2 separate regions of the Homo sapiens genome follow, and region 2 is linked to region 1. Evidence: chromatin loops called from intact Hi-C (ENCODE). Cell type or tissue: heart left ventricle. All regions are shown on one strand.

Evidence for each region. Hi-C counts contacts between places; a loop is a spot of excess contacts. Peaks named below come from ENCODE experiments on the same cell type or tissue, not always from the same donor. Only the 100,000 strongest peaks of a DNase experiment are listed, where the experiment ranks them.
Region 2: it touches region 1 in a loop (2.3-fold over the local background); 2 of 110 quality-filtered maps call a loop at or near these places.

Annotation. Positions count from the first base shown.
Region 1 is chr6:35,234,826-35,242,825 of GRCh38, reverse strand. It overlaps SCUBE3 (signal peptide, CUB domain and EGF like domain containing 3), which reads right to left. Exons shown (of 22, transcript NM_152753.4): 7 at 4,808-4,924; 8 at 2,952-3,074; 9 at 2,336-2,452; 10 at 1,560-1,685; 11 at 1,167-1,283; 12 at 916-1,020; 13 at 506-622; 14 at 46-204. All of the region lies in intron 3 of SCUBE3-AS1 (SCUBE3 antisense RNA 1), which reads left to right. Among named protein-coding and RNA genes, the nearest start is that of SCUBE3-AS1, 21 kb to the left of the region's middle. RefSeq lists silencers at 1,454-1,583, 3,720-4,014. In heart left ventricle, a CTCF peak has its summit at 1,544 (motif pointing right); DNase peaks (open chromatin) are centred at 1,565 and 3,735; H3K27ac peaks cover 1,617 bases.
Region 2 is chr6:35,164,255-35,172,254 of GRCh38, reverse strand. No RefSeq gene overlaps it. Among named protein-coding and RNA genes, the nearest start is that of TCP11, 27 kb to the right of the region's middle. In heart left ventricle, no CTCF peak of the experiment used is centred here; no DNase peak of the experiment used is centred here.

The DNA of each region.
Region 1 (8,000 bases):
GCCCTCCCCTTCCAGTCCTCTTCCCAACAGTGCCCCCAGTCCCACCTGTGGTTTCTTCGGCTCTGACCTCTGCCTCCAGTTCCAGGGTGAGCCTTGTGACCTCTTTGCCTGGAGGGGTCCGGGCCCGTCGGCCCTTGCCCTTCCGAGAGGAGTCACACTTAAGGTGGATGAAGGTGACCTGGCATTCAGAGCAGGGGGCACCACCTGGGAGAGAGGGCTTGTCAACCCCAGGGACATCCCCTGGAAAGTTCTCACTCCCAGCCCAGACAGACCTCCCCAGATCTCTAACTGTAACTATCTCTCAATCCTGTTTTAGTCTAGGGTCCTAATTAGTTGGTGGAGGGGAATATTCTGGGACTTCCTTGGGTGCTATGCCTACAGCTGCTTTTTCCTCTGCTCTGCCTAGAGTTCAGGGTTCTGGTGGGTTTTTGGAAGCAGAGGAGCTGAGGGGTAAGGAGGATTTAGTGGCCAGACAGCCAACTGGAATGGGGTCCCCAGTCCAAACCTGGCCCTGTGATTCTGCCAGCCTCCTCTGTTTTGCCTTTGTTTCGCAGGTGCAAACGGCATTTGGCATCCTTGATCTTGAAGGAGGCCCGTTGTTTAATGGACAGCACTGCAGCCTCTAGAGGGATGGTAGAAACTCAGCACAGTATGGGATGCCCATGGAGGTCGGGGGTGCCGTAGGGGTTGTTGAGAAGCTGGGTAATAAGCCAGGGGCTTGGCTGGGGGAGTGAGATTATGAAAGTCAAGGGGATCAGATGTTAGGGCAGAGGGAGTGAGGGAGCAGGGTTGGAGAATTACAGGGCAAAAAAGAGGATCCAGGAGAAAGGAAGGCCAGGGGATTGATGAAGAACAAAAATAAGGGATTAATGTAAGAGAGTAGGGTGGGAACAGGGCTTCTGGGCTGGTGCTTACCATGGCAGTGGTTGGAGTTGGTGCTGTTCCCATTGTGGCCAGCTCGGGCTGGAGCAGCCCTGGGGCTGGGGGTCCCACAGCTCACCGTGAAGCCATTCTCAGACTCTGAGAAAAGGAGCCTGTCACAGTTCTGACCTGCCTTCCCAACCCCCGCTGGCTGGAGGAATCCAGGGGGAATGAAGGAGCTGCCTGAACGGCCAGTCCTTCCTCTTTTCTCCTCCAAAGCTCTCCAGCACCCTCCTCCCATGTACCTGGCAAAAATCGGGCCCTGGAGGGACAGGTCAGGGCACAGGTGTCCTTCTTGCCAGACCGGTTGCAGCTGAGCATGGCTTTCGAGGCCCCAGGACTGCCCTGACACTTCAGTGGCTCTAGGAAGGGGAGAGAGGCCTGAGCAAATGAATGCATTCCTTTCCCTCAGTTGGGTAATTTGGAGGAATCAGCTACTTGCATAACTATTGTTGTACCCATGGAGACTGATGATGGGATTGTTTACTACAAATTTCATGTCTTTAACTCAAAATGGCTACATTCTCCACCCTTTCCACCTCACACCTTTCCCCAATGTGATACTCTATGCTTTCCAGAACCCCAACTGCTCCCTGAAATGGCAGTGTCATCTTTGGCCAGCAGAGGGCACTGCCCACCTGTGCAATCTTTGCCATTCCAGTGCAGCCGACCCTGGCCTGCTGGGCAGGTACACTGGTAGCTGCCAGGAGTGTTGATGCAGCCAAAGCGGCAACCTCCCCGGTTGATGCTGCATTCATCCACATCTGGGGGAAGGAGTAGGGAGACAGAAAAACAACGATGGAGTTGGAGGAGGAGCCGGAGAGTAGGCAGTGAGTGAGGGCCTTTGGTTAGAGTTTCAGGTACCCTGCATTACGCAAGATGAATAAGTTCGAGAGATCTACTGTACAACAGTGTGCCTATAGGCACATAAATACTGTAGTGTACACTTAAAAACTTAAGAGGGTAGATCTCTTGTTAAATATTCTTACAATTTAAAAAAGTTAAAAAGGCATTCTAGGCACTGTAAGATGACTACTGGCCTGAGAAGAGCTCAAACCTCCTCCAATTATCTCTGTCCCCAAAGGAATGATCGAGAAGGGGCCAAGCCAACAAGCTTTTTAAAGCCTTCCACTCCTCCCAACCAGTGAGACTGTCATTTGGGAGCTGAGAGTGGGGGTTCAGGGACAGTTATAGGAATGGGAGATAGGAATTTTGGAGGCAGGATGCTGTTTCCGCAGTCTCCCAGTTCTTCAAAAGCTGTCTTAATTCCTCCTATTTTGTCACAGCGGATGCAGACATGGTGCATGCATCCAGGGATTGCCCATAGCCACAAGCCAACACAAGGACCTGTTCAATTGGAGGGTGAAGAGGTGAGGGGGCCAGGGTGGCTGGGGGTGCAAGCTTACTAGCTTACCCCCACAGTGGGTGATACCATACAACAGGTAGCCACGATGGCAGAGACACTGGAAGCTTCCTGGTGTGTTGACACATATGTGGTCACAGGTTCGATCAAAGGAACACTCGTCTATATCTGGAAGAGCAAAGATTCAAGCCACTGAATCTGTCTTGGAGCACTTGACCCTTGCTCAGGTGAAGGACCCAAGTGAGGGGCCTTGGCTTTCCCCCTTGAACTGAAGAGTTCCTATTCATGTCCTAGCTCTAGGACCAGTGATTTAACAATGCCATTCCATCTTCTCTGCCCCCTCTATTTGAAGTCCTTGGAATTAGGAACTGCAAGATCTGGTGCCTTTAGGTCAGGGCCCACCATGTGTGGTTAGGTACGTCCTACTCTGCCAAGGATATGAATTGGGGTGAAATCCATCCCTCAGTCCTTGCCAGGCTGAATGCTTTGATATGGAGCTAGTCCGCTGAGGGGAAAGAGTACCATTTGCTAATTTGCAGGATGACACTGCCTCTAGAGACTCTGTGTGATATCTATTGAGTTTCTAAGACTTTAGCCCTCTGGCCTCCTTGAAGCTCTCCCACAAGAACCTCTCCTAAGGCTTTCACCTTTGGCTGAGTCTGCTCACCCTGGCAGTTCCTCTCATTGATGAGAAGCTTATAGCCTTTCTTGCAACTGCATTCGAAGCTGCCCACTGTGTTGCGGCAAATATGGTCACAGCCCCCGTTGTTTAAGCGGCACTCATCTATATCTGAAGAAGGAGGACAAAACAGGATAAAAGATACTATCAAAGGCTGAGAACAAACAAGGAGAAAGATCCCTCCCTCACTGACAGAGACATGCAAAAATCAAGGAGTCCTGGGCCTGCCTCTTCTTGATCTCTCTCTGTCTCTTTCTCTTTCTCTTTCCTGTCTCTCTCTCTCTTTCCTGTCTCTGTTTCTTCCCTGTTCAGGGGATCTGTGGCCATTAGTAACACCCTCTCTTCTGGGATTGAGTGTTCTTATAAGGGGACAAATTGGAACCAAAACTAGGAACAGGCCCTCAGGGAATTACCTAGAGGAGGGGCAGGTGGGCATTTGACCTAACAGGCTAGCCCTTAGTCTCCAGCTGATGGCCATTCCCTGAAAGGTTGGTGGGTAAGGGTTATCTCTTTCCTGTCCCTCAGGACGGGGGGTTGGGGGGGTGCGGGGCAAGGAGAGGTGGAGGGTCTAAAGGGACTCACTGAAAACGGGCAGCCCTTTAGGGAGGAGGAGGAGCTGGGAAAGAGGCCAGGCAGGGAGGACCTCCAGGAGAGCCAGTGAGGCTGGGTAGCTGATGGGGGAGGGCTGGGGGCCAGGCAAGGGGCTGGACTGGGAGAGATCTGGAGAGACTCAGGCCTGAGGCAGCTTTCAGCACTAGTAAGGGAAAGGGGGGCTGGTGAATGGCTTCCTTCCTGAGGTCAAGTTCCCCAAGCTGGTGGCAGACAGGACCCAGGCTACTCACCCCTGGTTGGGGGAAGGGGCAGGGAGGGCAGCCTTTCACTTCACTCTTAGCATACCTGTCAACAGTTCTTCCCAGCAGGAAACCTCTCAACTCTGGCTGGCTGACCTGCTGCCCTAGCCTCCCCCCTCCTCTCGCAGCTGTTGGGCCAAAAGACACAAAGAACGAGCCCAGTCCTCCTCGTCCCCACTCCTTGTGACCAGGGGATATGGACCTAATGAATCATCATTTTCAGTATGGCTACCCTGCCTTTTTCCTCCACCCTTTCCCCCCATTCTCCCTCAGACCTGGCTAATTAAAAGGAAGGGAAACAGAATGCATAATGTGGGTAACTATACTGTAATAACAGTTAACACAAAGTGTTTCCATTTGCCAAGCACTGTTCTAAGTACTTTTTATGTAATCACTCTTTTAATCACAACACAGTATGAGGCGAGCACTATGGAAAACTGAGGCACAGAGACATTAAGTGACTTGTCCAGGATCACAGAGCTAGTAGGAGACAGGGCTGGGATCTGAACCCAGCTTCAGTCCTCCTAACTAGTATCCTACTCTCCCTTTGACCAGTACAGCCTTTCGAGGGGTAGACATCATTTCCCCAGAGCCCACTGGGAAGGTCTGAGGAATGTGGGGTAAGAAGGTTATGGAACACACCTGTGACCTCATGCACACACACAGTCAGGGCTCAAATATCCTTCCAGACCCAGGAGCAAATGTGAATCGCATGTCCATTAACTAAGAGGGTTAGGGACCCATGGGGGATAGGAATGAGAGTAGGGAAACAAGGTGGGGTAGGGGAAGGGGGCACTAAGGAACTGGCTGGACTTCTCTGTCCCTTGAACTGAGATGAAACAGGCAGATAGGAGACAACCCTTAGCTATGTCCTGGGTTCTTCATAAGAAGGAGGTTGAGGAGGTGTCATCCCCTAATAGGCACCCTATCTCTGGTCCCAACCTCAGCCCCTTACCAAAGGTCACTCTGCTTCTGTCCTCTCAAAGTCCTTACCTTTGCACGTCTTCCTGTCTGGCTGCAGCATGAAGCCCACAGGGCAGGTGCAGTGGACACCAGTCGCTGCATCATGGCACTTACTGTCACAGCCCCCGTTGTTGACAGCACAGGTCTCTGTTTAGGAGGGAAGTGGGGGATGGTAATGAGGTTACAAGCCTGGAGGAGTCCCAAACTCTGAGGGTAGTGGAGACCACAGAGGCCCGAGGGAAGGCCTCAGCTGCCTCTCTGTGCTTTAGAAGGAGCATTAAGCCAAGGGAGGCTCCCAGCCCCTTTCCTCCCATCACTCCCAACCCCCATCCCCTCACAAGTACAGCCAAGCAGTCCACTTCCCTGCCCCCTACTTGATTGAAACAAGGTGGACAGCAGTGAGGCAGGTACAAGCCAGAGCTGTCAGGCAGGAATGTGCCGAGGGGGTGGAGGAGGTGGGGCGGGGGGCAGTAGGGAGGGATGGGAGCTAAGTGAGGGTGGTTCTGGCTGCCAGGGAACCAGAAGGGACAGATAGGAGTTTCTTCCTCTTTCCACTATGTCTTTGGTGGGTGGGTGGGGATTGTGGTGGGACAATCTTATTGTAAGTGGATTGGAAAGAATGAGCCGGGCCATTCCTAAGGCAACTGAAGGATACCCATCAATTTATCTTCCCCTTCCCCGCTGCCTAGCTGTCTTAAGAAAGATCCCACTTCCAGGATCGACTGACTGCTCATCCTCAGAGGAGGTAGCACATACTGGGTTAATCTACCTTCAACTCCTCCCAAACCCTCCTTTTAGTTCTAGATGGAGATAAGCTGGCTGTTTTGTTGTTTTACTCTGCTAATGGGGAGATGTTGTATAGGAGAGGGGAGAAGCAAAAGAAAGAGAAGAATCCAGAGGAGAAGGAAGGGTGTAAAAAGGTTAGTGAAAGAGTTAGAGAACCTCAGAGCTAGATAAGACCTAAATCCTTATTTTAGCTAAGTCTCTTATGCTGCTCCCTCTTAACTGGTAAGTTTTCCCTTTCACTAAAAGGTCAGAGTAGGAGGAGTGTCGATGGGTCACTCTCCCTATTTTCTGAATTCACAGCAGGAGAAAAACAGGTTTAAATGGTAGCTTGGGAAAGTCAGATGTGTCCAAGGAAAAGCCATTAGTTCAAACAGTGAAGGCCCCTGATACAGAGACTGTGGAGGTGGTGCATACTGTCCTCTTGGGGTGACTAGAATTCTCCCATTAGAGAGAAAGAATCCCAAGACCTCCACTAGGGAAGATAGAAGAATGGTTCTCAGAATCAAGGGAATTGAATAAGACCAGTACTGGATGTACTGTCATCTTCTTAAGTCTCTGACTCCCCACACTCAGGCCCAACTCTTGTCACCAATGAGAACAGGAAGGCCAGGGCTCCAAAAGAAGCCTAACTCTATGGGTCCCTGGCCATGCCCTGGTCCCTCAAATGCCCATGTGTGGAACAGCCCAACCTGGAGTGGGATATCGTCTGTGCCATTTCCACTTTAGTCTCTCCTGAGGCTCTCCAAGACCATGGGAGGAACCTAGTAGGGAACATTGAGTTCAGGTTCCAAGGCTAGCCACCCGCTAAAGAGTGCTTTTAGCATAAGAAGAGGTCCACTAAGCCCAGGAGCAGGGGGAGGGGCACAGAGATCTTATGCCAAGGCCAGATAGCTTCTGAAGGATGTAGGATACGGAATAGCAGAGCTGGCACAATGTCCATCCCAGGCTGGACAGAAAGCTGGGCATAGCCGCCCACCTGTGCAGGACGGCATTCTTGAGAGCAGGGTGGGGCAGCAGGACCATATAGTCTCACCCCTTTGCTCTCTAGGTCACAATATTAAAACCACAAGTTACTCTGTGCTTATGCTGTGCCAGGCACTTGCCAGGTAGATGCTCTACATGCACTATCTCAAGCATTACAACCCTAAGGAAGGACTGTTATTTTATAGAAAAGTAAACTGAGGATCAGAGAGGAAAGTAGCTTGCCTAAGGTCATACAGTTAGAAAGTAACAGAGCCAGGATTCAAACTCAGGTCTGCCTGAACACACATGCCATGCTCTTAGCCATTACGGTAGGAGAGAATGGTGAGTGATGCTGGGACTGTGAACTAATGTGGGTAAGAACCCAAGAAAGAAGCCCCAAGGAGGGGATGGCATCTAATCCTATCGCACCCCTATCTCAGGTGGCACAGTGGGCATGACAGGGAAGATGAGGCTGGCTGGGTAGAGGGGGGTGGGGAGCAGATGGCTGGGAGTGGGGTGGGGTGTTAGAAGGTGGGTGTGGGAGGAGACAGCAGAAGAGGAAGGGCAGAAGGAGAGTGACAGGAACAAAGACGAGACCAACATGAAAGCTCCCGGGCCAGCTCTTAGGGACTCAGGTTTCTTGTCACCCAATGGGCCCAGTGCCCTGGCTGCCAGGATAGCCCTGCTGGCAAGTTGGGGCCCAGTCAGGCTGGGCCCAGTGGGCATGCAGTTAGTGGGAGCCCCAGCGGGTTAGCCCTTCCCCTAGCAAGCCAGTGAGAGCAAGCGGAGAGAGCAGACATATTTACCATTAGAAACGGCTTGAGTGGGGATGTGCTGCTCTAGCCGCCTTTCCCCTGTTTGACATTGTAAAAAAGCTGTTTAGGTGCTGGGCAGAAGCCACTGTGGCCCTCTGGCCCCGGACCCCTCCCCACCCTCTCCTCCCCACTGCCAGCCCAAACCAGTAGCCCCAAATGATGAGCCCTGGGACCCTTATGACAGCTTCACTCCTCATCCTTATCCTGTCTGGTGGTATCCCCAAAGATGCCAAGCTCCCCGCAAGTGACTGAAAAACTGAAACAGTCTCAGAAAGGGCAACCAACCATGTGCCCAGTACCACAGAGCATGCTCAAGCCTAAGCTGGGATGCACCCTCAAGTCTTACTAACCACAAAATCCCAAATCCCAAAGGGTGCCGCCCTTTCTGCTAAACTATACTGCCTTCTCAGTCTTCCCACCGAATCTGAATGTCCTGACGGCCCCAGGCAATGATGTTTCCTCTTACCAGGGATGGCCAGAAAAATTAGATATATGGCAAGGTAAAATAAGTTCTATTGGAGAAGAGGAAGAGGAACTAGGAAAGAATATAGCTGTAAACCCCAGAATAGCCTCATTTGGTCTTTTCTGCCTCATTTGGCCTTTTCTGCCTCATTTGGCCACAGCCCAGTGGTGGAACAGGTCTTGAGTTAGAGAAGAGC
Region 2 (8,000 bases), 71 kb after region 1:
ACTCCTGTAATCCCAGCATTTTGAGAGGCCAAGGCGGGTGGTTCACTTGAGCTCAGGAGTTTGAGACCAGCCTGGCCAACATGGTGAAACCCCATCTCTACTAAAAATACAAAAATTAGCTGGACGTGGTGGCGCATGCCTGTAGTCCCAGCTACTCAGGGGGCTGAGGCAGGAGAATCGCTTGGAACTGGGAGGCAGAGGTTGCAGTGAGTGGAGATCACGCCACTGCACTCTAGCCTGGGCAACAGAGTGAGACTGTGTCTCAAAAAAAAAAAAAAAAAAAAAAGGTCTCCTCAGTTGAGTGTCCCTGAGTTAGAGATACATTTCCCAACCTCCCTTGCAGCCAGATATAGTCATGTCACCAAGTTCTGGCCAATGGCATGTGACCTGGAACACTCAGGTGGATGTGTACAAATGCCAGGTCAGGCCTTTAATGGGAAGATTAAGCCCTCTACTTCCTGTCTCTTCTTCCCACTGGCTACAATGTGAAGGCAGTGGCAGGAGCTGGGGCAGCCATCTTAGGCCCTGAGATAGAAGCTGGGTGTTAAGGTGGCAGAGCAGCTACAGAGAAGGAGCGGTGGTGCCCAACTATGTGGAGCTACCATATCCAGCCTGTTGCTCATGCTCAAGCTGCTGTGTGAGAGAGTAATGACCTGCTGTCTCGTTGGAGCCAATGCTACTTTGGCCTTTGTCACAGCAGCCAAACCTATGTCCTAATTAACATAATGAGTTTTTCGCTTCCTTACCTGACTGTAGAGTTGACACAAGCAGCAGGGAGAACCAGAATGAATAAAGGAAGGAATGACTAACTAGCTTCTATGGAGCCCCTCTTAAGTTTTAGACACTCTGCTGGGGGCTTTCGTGAATTCTCCAAGTAACTCTCCAAGGGAGGGACCATTATCCCCGTGTTTCCAGAAGAGGAGGCCAACGCTCACAGAGGTTAAGTGCCTTGTCCACATCATACAGCCCCCAAGGGACAGAGCCAGGATTCAGCCCTAGGCTTGAAAGACCACCACCCTCCACCCGCCCCTACCATGTTGCTGCTTTGATTGAGAGACTGAACAAACATGAGCCTCCACTAAGGATGCTGCTGCCATCAGGATGAGCTGTCACATGAAGCCTTGCTCCCATCTCCACCCACCACTGTCTCTCCCCTCTCACACCCCATGTTCCGCTTGCTCATCTCCTAGGGGCCCCGGCTTGTCTGTTCTTTGGTGCCTCTGCATCTTGGCTTAGGTGACCCTGTGGCCTGGGATGCCTTGAACATCCTTCCAAATCCCTACCCCCTATGCCTGCTGGCTCAGAGCCCTGCAGCAGGATTCTGCTCAGACATCCCCTGCTCCAGGAAGCCTTCCCTGACTATAACCTTCTCAGTCAGACCAGGTCCCTCTCCTCTTGCTTCCTCCACACACCTGTACCATCCTCTGGTGGCACCCACCACGTGGTCTGAGGTGTGATGTTTACTGCGAGAGAGTTCCTTGAGGGAGGGATTCTGTCTTCTCTGTACCTTTGCTGATCAGCATGAGGTCTGAAACGTGTTGCTCACTCAAGGATGGAGGGGTGGAGGGAGAGATGCTAGGATACAGCAAAGCGAGGGACCAGCTCAGAACTGATCCATCCATTTATGCATACATAATGAAAAGTCAGCTGACCATTGCCGTGAAGAGTTTTGCAGAGAGAAAATGTCCTTGAATTTTGTCCTCAAAAAGCTAAGATACTAGAATGAGGCTAAGAAGAATTCAAATACAGAACACACAAAAAGATGAACTGTGAAGGTTCTGTTTCTGTCTATGGAAAGGGTCCCCTGGGGCCCCCAGCAGGCCCTGGCTCTCTTCACCCCGTCAATTCCTAGGAAGGCCAACTCATTCTAACATCAGCCTGAGTCAGACATAGTTAGGAAGAACCATCTGCTGCCAGAGAGCAGCACACAGAGATTCCCAGGCTGAAGAGAAAGATCAGGTCCCCCCTGCCTTCCTGCCCCCACTCACTCCCCAAGTGGTGAGGGATTGGCTGCATGTCTTGTTCTGGGGGACCTGCTGGCATTCAGGAGTAGGGAAAGCCCTTCTGCAGCCCTCTACTCTTGAGAAGCCTCCCTGGAGAACAAGGATGGGGGAACATGTAAGACAGGATGGCTTCCCTTTCTCAGGGGCTCTGGAAGCTCAGAGGGGTATCTAGAGAGCCAGAACACAGTCTGGGCACCTCAGAATGTCAGCCTCACCTCCCCTACTATGGGGGCCACCATGGATCCAGAGTTTCCATAGGGTACTCTTAAGGTCCTCTGATCAGTGGATTAGAAGTCTGGGCAAGAAGTTCAGCAATGAGGCCACCTTTAGCTAGAGCAGCTTTCCTTTCTCCCAGGGGAAGGGAGGGAGGGTAGGCCTTGCTGGCTGGATCAGTCCTGAGGGTGGGTAAGAACAACAGCTGTCCTGGTGATGGTGATGGTAATGGTGGTGATAGTGGTGGTGGTTGTGATGTGTTGGTGATGGTGGTGGTGGTGATGGTGATGGTAATGGTGGTGGTAGTGGTGATGGTTGTGATGGTGGTGATGGTGGCTGTGATGGTGGTGGTGGTGGTCGTGATGGTGGTGGTGGTGGTCGTGATGTGTTGATGATGGTGGTGGTGGTGATGATGGTGGTGGTGGTGATGGTGATGATGCTGGTAATGATAGTGGTAGTAGTGATGGTGGTTGTGATGGTGATGGTGGTGGTGGTGGTGATGATGGGGTGGTTGTGGTGGTGGTGTTGGTAATGATAGTGGTGATAGTGATGGTGGTGATGATGGTGATGACAGAAGCCAGCCCTACTGAGCCACAATTCTAAGCACTTATTTAATCCTCACAACAACCTTACAAAGTTGATTCTGTTACTTCCCATATATTACCCAAGTGATTTTAAAGCCATTTTCCAGGGCAAAACACTCCCATGGAAGCATCCCACCTGCTCTTTGGGACCTTGAGCAGGTCAATTCACCTTTCTGGTAGACTCCCCATCAGCAAGACACCAGCCCGGCTTGTTGAGTTCCTCCTGGTGTTATGGGACTCAATTGAGACCAACAATGCAAATGTGCTTTGAAAAAGTTGTGAGGACTCATCAGACTTATGCTCTTATCCTCCCCTCCTCAGCCAGTCTGGCCTGTGTGTGGACACCAAGGCCCACCAGGCATCCTCCAGGGAGGGAACCTGACCCTTCCATGTTTGCATTGTCCTTTCTATCTTTTTCCTCCCTGCCCATCTGCCATTCTGTATAGCACAGGGAGGGTCTAGCCAGTGTGGACAAGTGTCCCAACACTGGTTCTGCACCTCACCAGCTATGTGACCTCAGGAAAGTTACTTCCCCTCCCTGGGCCTCAGTTTCCTCATCTGTGTATAAGGGGGTTATACTGAGCTATCCCTCCGAGCACCAAAATCCTAATGTCCTGTGATCAAAAGCCAGTGGAAGGCCTGGGGAATCCAGACTGGAAAGCTCAGCTGAGCCCGGCTCCGCTTCCCATGTTAATGGCTTTGCCTAAAGGAGGCCCTGGCCATGCAAGCTGTTTTATCGAAATGTGTTCCAGCTCACTTAGATTACACTTCACTCCACTGAACTTCAAAAGGAGCACAAGAGCTCCTCTGCAGACAATTGCTTGTGGAACGTCAACACAGCCAGGCAGGCTCTAAGGGGTCACCTCATTGGGCAGCTGGGCAGGCTTTTAAGGACCCACAAGGGGGGAAAGCAGAAAGATGCAGGCAAGAGCCTCACACGGCTGAGCCTTCGTGGTTTTCACATGGTTATCGTCTTCCCCTGGTCTCCAGATCTCCGATCCAGAAGAGAGTCTTGATGGGCCAGAAAGATAGGCAGCCTCTAAAAGGATGAAAAGAGTCCAAGGACTGCAAGCTCGAGGGAGAGAATGAAGCAAAACAAAACTGTGAGAGGACATGTTAGGGGTGAAATGTGTTAGCACTTGTGTGTATGAAAAAGGGACACAAGTTTTAGTTCATGATAAAAGTTGGTCATGTGATATGGCTTCCAGAGAAACAAAAACTTTGGTGCTGCATTTAGAGAAATACAGTATGAAGTTGAGGAAAAGTGAGAATATTGGCCTGGCGTGATGGCTCACACCTGTAATCCCAGCACTTTAGAGGCCAAGAAGGGAGGATCACTTGAGCCCAGGAGTTTGAGATCAGCCTGGGCAATACAGGGAGACCCATCTCTACAAAAAATAAACAATATTAGCCAGGCATGGTGGCATATGCCTGTGGTCCCAGCTACTCAGGAAGCTGAGGTGGGAGCCTCTGCTTTGTTGAACCTGGGAAGGCGAGGCTGCAGTGAGCCATGATCGCACCACTGCACTCCAGCCTGGGTGACAGAGGCTGTCTATATAAAAAAAAAAGTAAGAATATTAATTGTTCCCCTTTATAAGAGCTTACTGTGCCAGATCCTGGAGCTAGCCAGTAATGTAGATAATCTCAGCATTTTGTGATCCTCACAAAACCCAATGAAGTAAACACTAAGCATGATCTCCTCATATTTCTGATGAGTAAACTGAAGTTCAGAGAGGTTAAGCCACTGCCTAAAGCCACACAGCAGATAAAAGGCAGAGGTAGGCTTCAATCTCAGGTCTGACCACCTAGTCTGCACTCCAAATGCATATTCCAAAACAACATCACATGAGGAACAATCAAAAGAGTGGTAGTTATGAATCTTCAACTTTAAGGGTGTGAAGAAGGGGCCCCAAACTTGCCCTGGATTGGGTGAAAGGAAAGCATCTCCCACTCAATGATCAGAAGGGATCTCTAGCAGCCAGTTGTCTGAAGACAGAGGGCCACCTCAGGAGTAGTGATTTCTTTTGCTTGGAGGTGTTTGTGCATAACCACCTGGCACAAAGGCAGGTACATGGATTCAGTGGGTGGTTGAATGAAGGCCCTGCTGCTGATCCTGAGATATTAGCAATTGGGCTGAGGGACGTTTCATGCAGACAAATCTTGGCCTCTGGCATCCAAGCATCATCACGTAAAGGCCTTCTCCACGTGTATACTGGAGGTCTCCCCCTACCAAGCGGTCTCAGGCCAAAGTGAGAACTAACACAGCTTGAAACTAGCCTCAGAGTCAGGAGACCTGGTTTTTTGCCTTCAACTTTCAGATGTGTGCTCTTGGGCAAGTCATTTGATGTCTCTGGACCTGAGTTTCTTCGCCAGAAAAATGAGCTTGGATTGGACCAGTTCTGTGGTCCTAAAACATAGATAGTTGCAGAGGAACTTGGGACAACAGACAAATCCTCACTGTGTCTCAAGGCAAGTGTTGGAGAAACAGAGGCCATGGAAGTCCGGACAGCTCAGGACCGGCCCCAGGGCAGTCTTCCAAGGAAAGGGGTCTACTCAGTCGGTTGAAGTGGTGCTGGCCGAGGCTAGGGCTCGGGAGCTGGGCTGGTGGACCAAATGGGGAAGCCCCATCTTGCATTTTTATTGTAGAGGAGCTGGTAGAAACGTGCTCAGCAGACAAAACAAACATAGCAAGGTGGGGTGCTGGTGAACATGTTTGGTTTGTCTGCTGAGCACTGACGCCACCCATCAGGCTCCTTCCTGCACAGAGAGACAATCAGACAGGCTTGGAGAGGCCCTCAGTGAAAGAGAGGAGAGCAGGCACTCAGCTCCCAAAGGGCTGCTGAGACTTTGGAAATCATGCCCCTGAACCACCTTTGTTATTGTGAATGAGGAGAAATTGCCCTGGGGTCTGCTTTCTGAGCAGAGGAAAACCAGGATTTGAATCCCAATTCTGCCATTCACTAGTGGGGTGAATTTGGGCAAGTCACTTAACCTAGAATGTCCAAATGGGGCCCTTATGAGAATGAAGGGAAAGGCTATTACCAGTTATGCTGAAACAACAGCGTAAATCAAAACTCTCTGGGGCAAACTGGGACATAGGTCACACTGCTTAAAACTCCCTAAGCCTATTTCTACATCAGGAAAATGGACATTGTGATAGTAATATGCACATGCTTCATGGGGCTGTGCTAAAGATTCAGTGAATGACACACATTTACGCTCAGTAAGAGAGGGCTCCATGTGGCCCTCCCTCTTCCCCCATTCTCTGTGTTTCTGAGAGGGGGTCTGAAATAGGGGCTCACTGGGGTCCCAGAGATGTGTGCTAGGGCCTCCTTCCAATCTGTGTGTTCTTTCCTGGAGGGCCAGTGCCCAAAGCCAGCTAGGGCTTGGGCCTCCTTTTGGGATCTGTTTGCCTTTTCATAAACACAGACCCAGGATTTTTCTTGGCTAGGCACATCTGCTCACAGCTCACAGATTGTACCTTGAAGCATTTGCTCCCAGGTGATTTGCATCAGGATCTACCAGGAAGTTTGTTTTTCAAGGCCTTAGTCAACATGTGGGTGTGGAAACACCAACCAATTTCAATGTAGAGTCAACTCCTTTTTAAATAGGGACTTTCACATTAGTCAGACTTTTCAAAACAACATAATATTTAAACAAAATTCCATTTCCCCTTCTATCACCAGCAGCAGTTACTGAAGATATTTCTGTTCTGACCAGAGGCTTCCCCCAACCCACGTTTCAGCTGGTTCCCTTCCTATGCCAGAGCCTGGGTTGTGATGTCACAGCGCTGGAGTATGAAATCATTCTTCTGTGGGTCTCAGTCTCCCTTCTGGCTCTTCAGGTGGATGCAGAGGACTGCTTGGGCCAGAGTCTTAATGTATGTTGATTCATTCTGATCCTTGGTTTGTTAATTACCTGGAATAGCAACACTGCATACAGCACGATCCTCCACCATAAGCCATGGCACAATCCCAGGAGTTCCCATAGGTCAGCATTCAAAACTCATAGCTCAGATTGTCTTTGAGGTACCATGATTTGGTAGGAAAATTTTTTGACGAAGTATCATGGGTCCCAAATGTGGTCACCCTGAGCAGGCCCAGACTTACACCTTTTAAAACCTGCACATTGGCTTGTTGCACACAGACCTGGTGACTTCCCCCAGCTTGGGGCCCCTGTCTCTGTCTACTCTGGTCCCTTCTCTCCTAGCTCCTGTATTCCTGGCTGGGCAAATCAGGCAGTCTGAGAACCCCTCAAGCAACTTGTTTGTTGTGCACTTATGATGTGTCCAGCACTCTGTTAAGCATAACAGGCAGTATTCCACTTCGTGAGCAGTGGTCTAGCTAACACTGAAGAACTCAGGCCTTGGGTAAGCTACCAAGTAATCTCTCTCTGCCTCAGTTTTGCCATTTGTAGAATGGGGATAACAGTCCCTCCCTGGTGGGATTGCTGCATGAGCGTTTATTGAGTTCATGAGCGTAAAATGCTTAGAACCTGTGTTTGATGTAAAGCAAGTGCTCAATTGCTGTTAGCCTGTTTATGACAAATCCTCACCACAGACCTTCGAGATGGGGACTCTGACTATCCCCACTGGCAAATGAGGTACTGAGATTTAGAGGTTAAGTAACTTGCAACCAAGCCATGTGCTAGAATGAGAGGCAATAAGCATAATTTAGGAAGTCTGAAGCCCTGCTCTCTGCGACATGAGAGGCTAGGTTAAATTCTAACTCACTACCTTCTGCATATATTTCTAGAGAACCAATGTGCCAGGCTCTGTGCCAGGAGTCAGGGGAAACAGTGATGGGATCAAACGCAGGGGACTAGCGGGGAGCTCCACCCCGTTTTCAGTCCAGCCCATGCAGGCAGGCTCTGGACTAGGCACAGTTAATCTCCAGCCATCCCCACTGGCTTCACCTGGCTCATTAAAATCAGACACGTTATGAGTTTACTTAGCATCTGCAGAGAGCGTCTTTCATCTTCAAAGGCTTCCCGAAGCACCAACCAATTAATCCTTACAACACCTTCATCTCATAGACAAATATTTATCCTCATTTCATACCCAGGAATACTAAGGTGCAGAGAGAGAACAGACTGGGCAGGAGGAGGAAGAGTGAGTGGCAGAGCTAAGCAGAGAATTCCAGAGCCCCAGACCCCTCTGGCTGCCCAGTCCATCTGGAGGCTTTGGGGAAATTCTTCCCGT